Linked DNA regions of Homo sapiens: region 1 is linked to region 2. Evidence: read pairs that join two places in POLR2A ChIA-PET (ENCODE). Cell type or tissue: OCI-LY7. All regions are shown on one strand. Links, peaks and the distances in the headings refer to the core of each region. The heading gives the core; the rest is flanking DNA.

Region 1 (5,000 bases), core at 1-5,000, 550 kb before region 2:
TCCTCCAACTCCTTCTTCTAGACCTTCACCTCTCTAGATCTTCCCATGGTTTCATTATGGTCTAATTCTTGTAACTCCTGTTCCCTAACACTCAGGTGACTTTGCTGTCCTGACTGAACCTTGCTTAATACAGAAATTTATACTCAGAAATGCAATGCAATAATAAAAACCTAGAATGTGGCACTGACTTTAGGATCAGGTAGCAGGCAAAGGCTGAACGGGTGTCAAGAAGCCTGTTGGTGGAGGCTGGAACAATGGGGGAAATTGCTACTAGAATCTGGGAAAAATATGACCCATGTCATGTATTAATACATGTAGACTAACTGGCAAAAATATGACCATTGGTAACAACTGGTATATCTAAGGAGATTTCTAGGCATTGTTTTGGGGATGTGAATTGGCCTCTGAACAAGGAGTTCCTGGGGTGGTATATGGGAAGCTGTTATCTGAATAGCTACTGTCTCTGATGCTTAGCCAACAGTGGTTTGAGGCCACTGTTGGTCAGCAAGGCCAGCGTTCGGGAAGAAAGCCAGACATAGAGCAGAGGACAAAGTGGATTCTGACAGACATTTCTGAATCTGTCTCTGAGTGTGAAAAGATCATGAAAGTCATCAAAGTGTATTCATCATGCCTCACTCTGCTTTCCAAAATCTTGTTCCATTTTTGTCCCGCTCCTAACCCAAACCATGTAGAGAAAAGATTTCTGGGAAACACTGTTACTACCGTAACCAAATTGACTCAGTAAAATCTGTCACAGAACCACATCAAATATTGAAAATTTAAAATTGACAACAGTGTGAAATTTGTTTTTAAATCATTTTTATTATAAAATATGCATAAGATGTACCACGTAAAGCAATTTCAAGTGTACAGTTCAGTGACATTAAGTACATTCACATTGTTATGAAACCTGTCACCACCATCCACATGTAGAACTTTTTTCATCTTCCCAAACTGAAACTTCTCTAACCATTAAACAGTAACTCCCCATTCCCTCTCCCCTTTTAGCCCCTGCCAACCACCACTATCCTTTCTCTTATGAATTTCACTACTGTGGGTACCCTTTGTAAGTGGTACTTTTGTGACTGGTTTATTCCACTTAGCATAATGTCTTCAGGGTTCATCCATGTGTCAGAATTTTTTCATTTTTAATACTAAATAATATGTAATATATGTTTTTATGTAAATTTTATATAATCATAAAACAACATAATTTTAATATTTTATGTTTATACATTTAATACTTTAATGTTTTATCTGAATAATTTAATTCTGTATGTAATAATTGCTTTTTAATACTAAATATTCCATTTTATGTAAAAAGCACATTTTGTTTATTCATTCATCTGTTGGACACCTGAGTGACTTCTGCCTTTTGGCTGTTGTGAACCTGCTTTCAGTTATTTCAGATATGTACCAAAATAGGAATTGAAGAAATAGGAATAAGAATAGGAATTGCCGGATCATATGAAAATTCTGTTTAATTTTTTAGGGAACTGCCATACCGTTTTCTGTAGCAGCCACACCATTTTCCATTCCCATGAGCAATGCAGCAATGTCTCTTAAGGTTTCCAATTTCTCCACATTCTCACCAACACTTGTTACTTTCTGGGTTTTTTTTTTTTCCAAGATGGAGTCTCACTCTTGTTGCCCAGGCCGGAGTGCAGTTGCGTGATCTTGGCTCACTGCAACCTCCGCCTCCCGGGTTCAAGCAGTTCTCCTGCTTCAGCCTCCGGTGTGCTACCACGCCTGGCTAATTTTTGTATTTTTAGTAGAGACAGGGTTTCACCATGTTGGCCAGGCTGGTCTTGAACTCCTGACATCATGATCTGCCCGCCTTGGCCTCCCAAAGTGCTGGGATTGCAGGCCCACCTCTGTTGTTTGTTTTTGAGACAGGATCTTGCTGTGTCACCCACGCTCAGGCTGGAGTGAAGTTGCATAATCCTGGCTCACTGCAACTTCCACCTCCTGGACTCAAGCCATTTTCCTGCCTCAGTTTCCCAAGTAGCTGGGACTACAGGTACAAGTGCGTGCCGCCACGCTAATTTTTTATATTTTTTTTGTAGATATGGGGTTGGCCAGGCTGGTTTCAAACTCCTGAGCTCAGGCGATCAGCCCGCCTCAGCAGCCTCCCAAAGTGGTGTGGTGGGATTATAGGCGTGAGCCACTGCGCCTTGCCAGATTTTTTGTTTTAGAAAATAGCCTTCCTAATGATTGTGAAGTGGTATCTTGTGGTTTTGATTTGCATTTTTCTAATGATTAGTGATGTTTAGCATCTTTTCATGTGCTTATCGGTCCCTTGTATATTTTCTTTGGTGAAACGTCTGAATATTCAAGCCTTTTGCCCATTTTTTAGTTGGATTGTTTTTTGTTTGTTTTTCAGTTTGTAGGATTTCTTTATATACTCTGGGTGTTAACTCCTGAGATAGATATTTGCAAATATTTTCTCCTAATGTGTAGGTTGTCTTTTCATTCTGTTGATAGTGTTGTTATTGTTTCTACTGAGAGGTGTTTTTTTTGTTTGTTTTTTTGTTTTTTTGTTTTTTTTTGAGACAGAGTCTCACTCTGTTGCCCAGGCTGGAGTGCAGTGGTTTGATCTCAGCTCACTGCAACCCCCACTTCCAGGGTTCTAGTGATTCTCCTGCCTTAGCCTCTGAGTAGGTGGGATTACAGGCGTACGCCACCACGCCCGGATAATCTTTGTATTTTTAGAAGAGACAGGGTTTCGCCATGTTGGCCAGGCTGGTCTCAAACTCCTAACTTCAAGTGATCCACCCACCTCAGCCTCCCAAAGCGCTAGGATTACAGGCATGAGCCACTGCTCCTGGCCTTATATGCCATCTTGAGAAGGCTAAGGGATGCCCGAATAGCTAGTAAAACATTATTTCTGGGTGTGTCTGTGAGGGTGTTTGTGGAAGAGGTTAGTATTTAAATCAGTAGACTGAGTAAAGAAAGATCCGCCCTCACCAGTGTGGGCCAGCATCATCCAATCAGCTGAGGGCCTGAATAAAACAAAAAGGTGGAGGAAGGGAGAATACTGCCTCTCCTTGAGCTGAGACATTCATTTTCTCTTTTCCTTGGACATCAGAGCTCCTGTTCTGGCCTTTGGACGCTGGTAATACTGCCTCACCTCCACTTCTGGTTCTTAGTTAGGCCTTTGGACTCTGACTGGATTACATTATAAGCTTTCTGTGAGACAGTTCTTATAATAAATCTCTTCATATGCATATGTATGAGAAGAGTTTATATATATGTAATTGTTTCTGTTTCTCTGGAAAACCTGAACTAATACTTTGTTCAAAAGTTGAGGCAAAATAAAAACGTTTCCAGATAAGCAAATACTGAGAGAATTTGTTAGCAGGCTTGCCTTACTAAAGGAAGTACTTCAAGCTGAAATGAAACGCTATGGTACCAGATGGTAACTTGAAGAAAAAGAAGAGCAGAAGTTAATTTCAGAGGTAAATATGAACGACAATAAGTAAATGTTTCTTTTATTATCTTGACTGAATTAAAGGCATTTGCCAGCTGGGCATGGTGACTCACCTGTAGTCGCAACACGTTGGGAGGCTGAGGCAGCTTCGCTTGAGCCCCAGAAGTTGGAGGTTGCAGTGAGCTATGTTTGTGCCACCGCACTCTAGCCTGGGTGACATAGTAAGACACTGTCTCAAGAAATAAAGGGGGTTTCGCGTAAGATGATAATTATAAAACTGTTTAAGATACCAGAAGGCAATATAAAAGGAACAGAAGAACAAAAGATATGAGACAGAGAAAACATACAGAATGAGAGGCATGCCTAACAGTGACAGTGAATTGTTGACATAAAGATATATGTATAGATTAATGGAACAGTATTGAGAGTCTAGAAATAATGCCAACATTTATGGTCAAGTGATATTTGATTAAGGTACTAAAGCAATTCAACTGGGCAAAAAAAGTCTTTTTTTTTTTTTTTTTTGAGACAGAGTTTTGCTCTTGTTGCCTAGGCTGGAGTGCAGTGTGGCACGAACTTGGCTCACTTCAACCTCCTCCTCCCGGGTTCAAGTGATTCTCCTGCCTCAGCCTCCCAAGTAGCTGGGATTACAGACATGCAGCACCACGCCCGGCTAATTTTGTATTTTTAGTAGAGACGAGGTTTCTCCATGTTGGTCAGGCTGGTCTCGAACTCCCAACCTCGGTGATCCACCCGCCTTGGCCTCCCAAAGTGCTGGGATTACAGGCATGAGCCATTGGACCCAGCCCCATTTGCTTTAAAGACTATTTCAAATGGGGCTGGGTACGATAGCTCATGCCTGTAATCCCAGCACTTTGGGAGGTCAAAGTGGGAGGAGCTCTTGAGTTTAGGAGTTTAAGACTAGCCTGGGCAACATAGTGAGACCTTGTCTCTACTGCAAAATTAAAAAAAAAAAAATTAGCCAGGTGTGGTGGCACGCACCCGTAGTTCCAGCTTCTCAGGAGGCAGAGGTGGTAGAATTGCTTGAGCCTGGGAGGTCAAGGCTGCAGTGAGAGGTGATTGCACCACTGCACTCCACCCTGGGTGACAGAGTGATACCCTGTCTCAAAACAAACACAAATGTAGGCCGAGCGCAGGGGCTCATGCCTATAATCCTAGCCGCCTGGGAGGCCAAGGCAGACAGATTGCTTGAGTCCAGGAGTTCAAGACTATCCTAGGCAACATGGCGAAATCCCGTCTCTATAAAATATAGAAAAAATAGCTGAGCGTGGTGATATGTACCTGTAGTCCCAGCCACTTGGGGGGCTGAGATGGGATGATCACTTGAGCCCAAGAAGTTGAGGCTGCAGTGAGCCATGATTGTGCCACTGTACTCCAGCCTCAGTGACAGAGTGAAACCCTGTCTCAAAACAAAACAGATGGTGGTGAAACAATTGTATATCTGCATGCAGACAGATGAAGTTGTGCTCTCACCTCATACCACATATGATAATTAACTCAAAATGGATCTTAGACTTAAGTGTATAAGCTAAAACTATAAAACTTTTTT
Region 2 (7,614 bases), core at 1,038-6,037:
GCTGGCTGGTCTCAGTAATCTTGTGTGCTTGTGTTCTCGGCATTTTCCAGTTGCAAATGAGTCTGGAAAAAAAGGAGAAGAAGAAAAAGAAGGAGAAGAAAAAGAAGCACAAGAAACATAAGCACAGAAGCTCGAGTAGTGATCGTTCCAGCAGCGAGGATGAGCACAGTGCAGGGAGGTGAGCATGTGGCGACTGGCCTCCCTTCTCGTTGATTCACTTGCTCATTCACTCATTCATTCCACAGACATGAACACCTGCCCTGTGCTGGAAGCTGCCAGGTACTGGGCATTCAGTGATGAACACTTGAACATGGGCCCAGTGCCCACAGAGCTTGCCATCTAATGCTAGAGTTCCTTGGAGATGCTAAATGTGAGTGGGTATCTTGGCCATGCTGCTGGAGAGAGACCCTTAATAATGCTGACTTTAGCCTAGTAGGTCTTAGGTAGGTCAGACATCCTGGGGGTGACTCTGTTTCATCTCAGCTTAGGATTCCTTCAAGACTGAAGTGGGCTTTATATAGGCTTTTTTTAATGGACTGATGGCTGATGTGGGCCCATTTTGCATGTCTTCCTGTGGAAGCAGTCAGCTCCGCCGCTGCTGAGTCACTATTTGTCCCTGGAATAGCAGCATGAAGTGAGAGGAGAAGGTGTTCAGGCGTTGGGGCTTAGAAGCGAGGCCCACAGTTTTTCACAGGAAAATTTGATTGTGCTGATGCATTTTTCGGCATAGACAGTCCAAATAGAGAAACGTACTGCCAGGTAACTGCTGGGAGGCGGAAAGGTCACATTGGAGGCAAGAAGCATAGTTCAGCATAAGATATTTAAATTGGACCTATATATATTTTCTTTTTCAATGAGTGTGTGTATTTTGATCTCTTAGATCACAGAAGAAGATGGCAAATTCCTCCCCTGTTTTGTCCAAAGTCCCTGGATATGGCTTACAGGTAGGGATGTGGGCTTCTTGAAAGGAGTGACTGTGGGACTGTGGGATGTGCCACTTGGACAATGTGGATAGCAGGGAGGTGGGCAGTGAAGCCTGGGCTGCTGGGAAACAGGCCCATTCTTATCGCTGAGCACCTTCTTGTGGCTGATGACCCTCTGAGCAGAGAGACTAAACCACCAATGGGGCATTGAGACATTCTACCCATCCCTCTACAAATAATTTACATGAAATGCACACATTTTAAGTGTATAGGTTTTTTTGTTTTTTTTTTTTTTTGAGACGGAGTCTCGCTTGTCACCCAGGCTGGAGTGCAGTGGCGCGATCTCGGCTCACTGCAACCTCTGCCTTCCGGGTTCAAGCTATTCTCCTGCTTTAGCCTCCCGAGTAGCTGGGATTACAGGCGCCCACCACCACGCCCGACTAATTTTTGTATTTTTAGTAGAGACAGGGTTTCGTCATGTTGGCCAGGATGGTCTTGAACTCCTGACCTCAGGTGATCCCTCCGCCTCGGCCTCCCAAAGTGCTGGGATTACAGGTGTGAGCCACCGTGCCTGGCCTAAGTGTGTAGGTTGATGATTTTTGACAAACATAAATCTGCTGGGTTCTTTTTTTTTTTTTTTGAGTAGCAGTGCATCATTATTTTGCCTAGGCTGGTCTCGAACTCCTGAGCTTAAGCAATCTTCTGAGTAGCTGGAAGTACAAGTTCAAGGCACCTGGCTTGACTTCTGTATTTCTGTATTTTTTTTTTTTTTTTTTGAGGTGGAGTTTTGCTCTTGTTGCCCAGGTTAGAGTGCAATGGCGCGATCTCAGCTCACCACAACCTCGACCTCCTGGGTTCAAGCAATTCTCCTGCCTCAGCCTCCCGAGTAGCTGGGATTACAGGCATGCACCACCATGCCCGGCTAATTTTGTATTTTTAGTAGAGACAGGGTTTCTCCATGTCAACCAGGCTGGAGTGCAATGGTGCAATCTCAGCTCACTGCAACCTCTGCCTCCTGGGTTCAAGCGATTCTCCTGCCTCAGCCTCCTGAGTAGCTGGGATTACAGGCACCTGCCATCACACCTGGCTAATTTTTGTATTTTTAATAGAGACAGGGTTTCTCCATGTTCGTCAGGCTGGTCTCAAACTCCTGGCCTCAAGCTATCCGCCTGTCTCGGCCTCCCAAAGTGCTGGGATTATAGGCGTGAGCCACCATGCCTGGCCTCATATTTCTGTATTTTTAACCTTGGGTCCTGTCCTCCATGCTTCTGCATCTCGCTCTTCCTTAACCTATAGTGAAGAGCTAAGCCAGGTGTATTCTTTTCTTTCTTTTTTTTTTTTGAGAGGGAGTCTCGCTCTGTCGCCCAGGCTGGAGTGCAATGGTGCGATCTCGGCTCACTGCAACCTCTGCCTCCTGCATTCAAGTGATTCTCCTGTCTCAGCCTCTTGAGCAGCTGGGACTACGGGCACCCACCACCACACCCGGCTAATTTTTGTATTTTTAGTAGAGAGGGGTTTGACCATATTGGCCAGGCTGGTCTCGAACTCCCGACCTTGTGATCTGCCCGTCTTGGCCTCCCAAAGTGCTGGGATTACAGGCGTGAGCCACTGCACCCAGCCAAGCCAGGTATATTCTTTTCTTTTCTTTTCTTTTTTTTTTTTTTTTTGAGATGGAGTCTCACTCTGTCGCCTAGGCTGGAATGCAGTGGCGCCATCTCGGCTCACTGCAAGCTCTGCCTCCTGGGTTCATGCCATTCTCCTGCCTCAGCTTCCCAAGTAGCTGGGACTACAGGTGCCCACCATGCCCAGCTAATTATTTTGTATTTTTAGTAGAGACAGTGTTTCACCATGTTAGCTAGGATGGTCTTGATCTCCTGGCCTCGTGATCTGCCTGCCTCAGCCTCCCAAAGTGCTGGGATTACAGGCATGAGCCACAGCACCCAGCCATCTTTTTTTTTTTTTTTTTTGAGACAGGGTCTTTCTCTCTCATCCAAGCTGGAGTGCAGTGGTGTGATCCTGGCTCACTGCTGTCTTGACCTCTTAGGCTCAAGGGATCCTTCTGCCTCAACCTCCTGAGTAGCTGGGACTACAGGCGTGTGCTGCCACACCGAGCTAATTTTTAAATATTTTGTAGAGACAAGGTCTCACTAGTTGCTCTGGGTGGTATCAAACTCTTGATCTCAGGCAGTCCTCCTGCCTCCGTCTCCCAAAGTGTTGGGATTCAAGGTGTGAGCGACTGCACCTGGCTGACCGAAGGAGATTCTTTTAGGGGATTCTGCAGATAACTAAGTTTATACAGTTCTCTGTGATAATTCTATGTGATGATATTGGTGTGCTCAGTGAGCTCCTTATGTAACATTTCCTGTTTCACTGCCTTTTCTTTTTTTTTTTTTTTTTTTTGAGACGGAGTCTCGCTCTGTCATCCAGGCTGGAGTGCAGTGGTGCGATCTCAGCTCACTGCAACCTCCACCTCCTGAGTTCAAGCAATTCTCCTGCCTCAGCCTTCTGAGTAGCTGGGATTACAGGTGCCCACCACCACGCCCAGCTAATTTTTTAATTTTCAGTAGAGACAGGGTTTCACCATGTTGGCCAGGCTGGTCTCGAACTCCTGACCTCAGGTGATCCCCCCCGCCTCGGCCTCCCAAAGTGCTGGGATTACAGGCGTGAGCCACTGAGCCCGGCCGCGTTTTCTCCTGAATAGCTGGATTTTCCATGTGAATAACTTCTCTTTTCCTTAATGATGTAGGTCCGGAACTCTGACCGTAACCAGGGTCTTCAGGGTCCTCTGACAGCAGAGCAAAAGAGAGGGCATGGGATGAAGAACCATTCCAGATCCAGAAGCTCCTCCCACTCACCCCCAAGACATGCCAGCAAGAAGAGCACCAGGGAAGCAGGGTCCCGGGACAGGAGGTCTCGATCCCTGGGCAGAAGGTCACGGTCCCCAAGACCCAGCAAACTGTGAGTGTGGGATTCACTGGGAAATAACCTGTGACTGTGGGGGCCTGGTCCCAGCAGGCATTTGTTTTTGCTTTTGGTGATGTCCGTCCATTGACTTTCCCAAATGTCTTTGCTTTGGTATTTCCTTTACATCATTTTTTTTTTCCACCTCAATGTAAAGCTCAGGCATCCAAAGCCACATATCTGTAGGTGTATTCTGTGCTTTGGGAGCTCTGGGGTGAGTCTAACATCAAACCCTATACCTTTGTTTTTCTCACACTTAGATTATACCTCTAAGACCATTAGCTCATCTTGCATTGTTTGAGGGATTCAGTGTAAGCCCCTGGACCAAAAAGGCTTTTTCCTCTTTGCCTTCTGTGTCTGCTACAGGCACAACTCTAAGGTGAACAGGAGAGAGACAGGCCAAACTAGGAGCCCATCACCTAAAAAAGAGGTCTACCAAAGGCGACATGCTCCCGGATACACCAGGTGAGTCAGGAGCCCAGTTGATTAACCACATTTTGCAGGCCTGAATCTAGAAGGGGCTCAAACCATGGCAAATGGATAATCCATCATTACCTTTTCGACGAACCAACTTTTATTTATCTTGCCAACCTGTAAGGGTCTGCGTCCCCTGCCTCCAGCCATGTGAGGACATTGAAAGGACGAGGTAAGGCTGGGCGTGGTGGCTCACGCCTGTAATCACAGCAGTTTGGGAGGCTGAGGTGGGTGGATCACCTGAGGTCAGGAGGTCGAGACCATCCTAACCAACACGGTGAAACCCCATCTCTACTAAAAATATAAAATTAGTTGGTCATGGTGGCACATGCCTGTAATCCCAGTTATTTGGGAGGCTGAGACAGGAGAACTGCTTGAACCCAGGGGTTGGAGGTTACAGTGAGCTGAGATCTCACCACTGCACAGCAGCCCAGGCGACAGTGCAAGACTTTGTCTCAAAAAAAAAAAAAAGTCTCTTAACAAAAACCAAGCCAGACACAGCAGTCCATGCTTGTAATCTCAGCGCTTTGGGAGGCTAAGGCAGGGAGGATCACTTAAGGTCAAGGGATTAAGGTTGCAGTGAGCTACGATCAAGCCACTGCATTCTTGCTTGGGCGACAGAGCGAGACCCTCTCTTAAATTAAACCCTCTTTAAAAAACCCCTCAATTATTCTCTCTGGGTGTGGTGGCTCATACCTGTAATCCCAGCAGTTTGAGAGTCCAAGGCAGGAGGATCGCTTGAGGCCAGGAGTTCCAGACCAGTCTGAGCAACATAATAAGACACTATCTCTACAAAAAATTATTTTAAAAACATTTAAAAAAACAAAAGCTAGTAGTTCTTTGCCCTGCCTGATCCCACTTTTAGTCATGCTACCCAAAGGCAACTACTTTCAGCTTTTTCAGTAGTTTCTTTTCATAGCTACATATTCCTAAAAATACAAATATGTTGCTGCCTCTTCATCCATTAATTTTAGATATTAGATATTTTCTTTTTTCTTTCTTTGTTTTTTTTGGAGACAGCATCTTGTTGTATCTCCCAGGCTGGAGTGCAGTGCCACAATCTTGGCTCACTACAACCTCTGCCTCCGGGGTTCAAGTGATTCTCCTGTCCCAGCCTCCCGAGTAGCTGGGACTACAGGCACATGTTGTCACGCCCAGCTAATTTTTTTTTTTTTTTTCTGAGATGGAGTTTCATTCTTGTTGCCCAGGCTGGAGTGCAATGGCCCAATCTCGGCTCACCACAACTTCCGCCTCCTGGGCCCAAGTGATTCTCCTGCCTCAGCCTCCTAGGTAGCTGGGATTACAGGCATGTGCCACCACACCCAGCTAATTTTTGTATTTTTAGTAGAGACAGGCTTTCTCCATGTTGGTCAGGCTGGTCTCGAACTCCCAACCTCAGGTGATCTGCCTGCCTCGGCCTCCCAGAGTGCTGGGATTACAGGCGTGAGCCACCACGCCCGGGCTTCCTTTTTTTTTTTTTTTTTTTTTGTCTCGCTCTGTCGCCCAGGCTGCAGCGCAGTGGCACGATCTCGGCTCACTGCAACCTCTGCCTCCCGGGTTCCAGCGATTCTCCTGCCTCAGCCTCCCGAGTAGCTGGGACTACAGGCGCATGCCACCATGCCCAGCTAATTTTTGTATATTTTAGTAGAGATGGGGTTTCACCATATTGGTCAGGCTGGTCTTGAACTCCTGAGGTCAGGTGATCTGCCCGCCTCAGCCTCCCAAAGTGTTCGGATTACAGGCATGAGCCACAGCACCTGGCCCTAATTTTTGTATTTTTAATATAGATGGGGTTTCAATGTGTTGTCCAGGCTGGTCTGGAACTCCTGAGCTCAGGCAATCCACCTGCCTTGGCCTCCCAAAGTGTTAGGATTACAGGTGTGAGCCACCGTGCCCGGCCAGATCTTAGATATTTTCTTACTGTTATAGTAAATAATCTGTTAGTGTAAATGAGCTCTCATACACTCCTAGTCCCATGTTTCTTCTATCCCTATCTTTCCAATATGGTTACATCAGAATTTTTGGTTCAGTGAGTATGTGGATTCATACTTGTATGATATATAAATATTGTTTACTGATACTTTTCATTCCTAAGCCAAGCAGAATATGGAGGTTACATTTCCTTTCTTGTATGATTTGTATATTTTTTCCTAGTGTCAGTATTTGCTTCCTGCAATCTAAACCATGTCTTTGAGTTCTAGGAAATTTTCTTGTATTATTTCTTTGATAACTTCTTTCTTCTCCCTACAAGGTCTCACTCTGTTGCCTAGGTTGGAGTGCAGTGGGGCGATCATGGCTTACTGCAGCCTCACACTCCCAGGTTCAACTGATCCTCCTACCTCAGCCTTCCAAATAGTTGGGGCTACACGGGTGCCACCATGCCCAACTAATTAAAAAAAAATTTTTTTTTTGCAGAGATGGGAGGTCTCACTTTGTTGCCTAGGCTGGTCTTGAACTCTTGGACTCAAGCAATCCTCCTGCCTAAGCCTCCCAAAGTGCTGGGATTACGGGCTAGAGCCACTGTGCCTGGCAATCGTTTTTGTTTTTTTTTTTTAAGCCTCCTACTCTCATTTGAATGCTCTAATATCTTTCATTTATTATCTGAAGCAGATTTTTAATAGTAAATTGTTTTTCGTTTGGAGGTTTTTATTTTTTTTTGAGACAGAGACTCACTCTGTCACCCAGGCTGGAGTGCAGTGGTGCGATCTTGGCTCACTGCAACCTCCGCCTCCTCGGTTCAAGCGATTCTCCTGCCTCAGCCTCCCAAGTAGCTGGGATTACAGGCACACACCACCACACCCAGCTTATTTTTGTAATTTTAGTAGAGACAGGGTTTCCCCATGTTGGCCAGGCTGGTCTCGAACTCCTGACGTCAGGTGATCTGCCCGCCTTGGCCTCCCAAAGTGCTGGGATTACAGGCGTGAGCCACCATGCCTGGCCCTATTTATTATTTTCTGAGGCTAAGTTATTCCTTCAGCTTCTGGCTTCTAGCTTAGTCCTAAAGTAGTGTACTCATGGGCTGTGTCATGAATTTCTAGTCTCCAATGGGTAGTTAGATGGTAGATGTTAACAGTTACATGGATAACCTAGTCTTCTGTTCTTCTGTCAATTGTTGAGCAAACCATTGGGATATAATTGCTACAAGTTTAGGTTCCTGATGAGTTCCCAATTTATTTCATATTTCATATTTCAGAATAATCACTCTAGAGATTACTGAGTGAGATTATGGAATACTTTACTAAAAGCCTTTGAAATT

What was found. Peaks named below come from ENCODE experiments on the same cell type or tissue, not always from the same donor. Only the 100,000 strongest peaks of a DNase experiment are listed, where the experiment ranks them.
Region 1: POLR2A ChIA-PET joins it to region 2 with 5 read pairs; 2 of 35 experiments call an interaction of 5 or more read pairs at or near these places.

The regions. Positions count from the first base shown.
Region 1 is chr17:39,356,231-39,361,230 of GRCh38, reverse strand. All of the region lies in intron 1 of FBXL20 (F-box and leucine rich repeat protein 20), which reads left to right. Among named protein-coding and RNA genes, the nearest start is that of FBXL20, 43 kb to the left of the region's middle. RefSeq lists an enhancer at 1,821-2,115. In OCI-LY7, for the core only: no CTCF peak of the experiment used is centred there; no DNase peak of the experiment used is centred there.
Region 2 is chr17:38,803,032-38,810,645 of GRCh38, reverse strand. CWC25 (CWC25 spliceosome associated protein) reads left to right here. Exons shown (of 10, transcript NM_017748.5): 5 at 51-178; 6 at 881-944; 7 at 3,670-3,881; 8 at 4,251-4,349. Among named protein-coding and RNA genes, the nearest start is that of PIP4K2B, 7.3 kb to the right of the region's middle. In OCI-LY7, for the core only: no CTCF peak of the experiment used is centred there; no DNase peak of the experiment used is centred there; H3K27ac peaks cover 839 bases.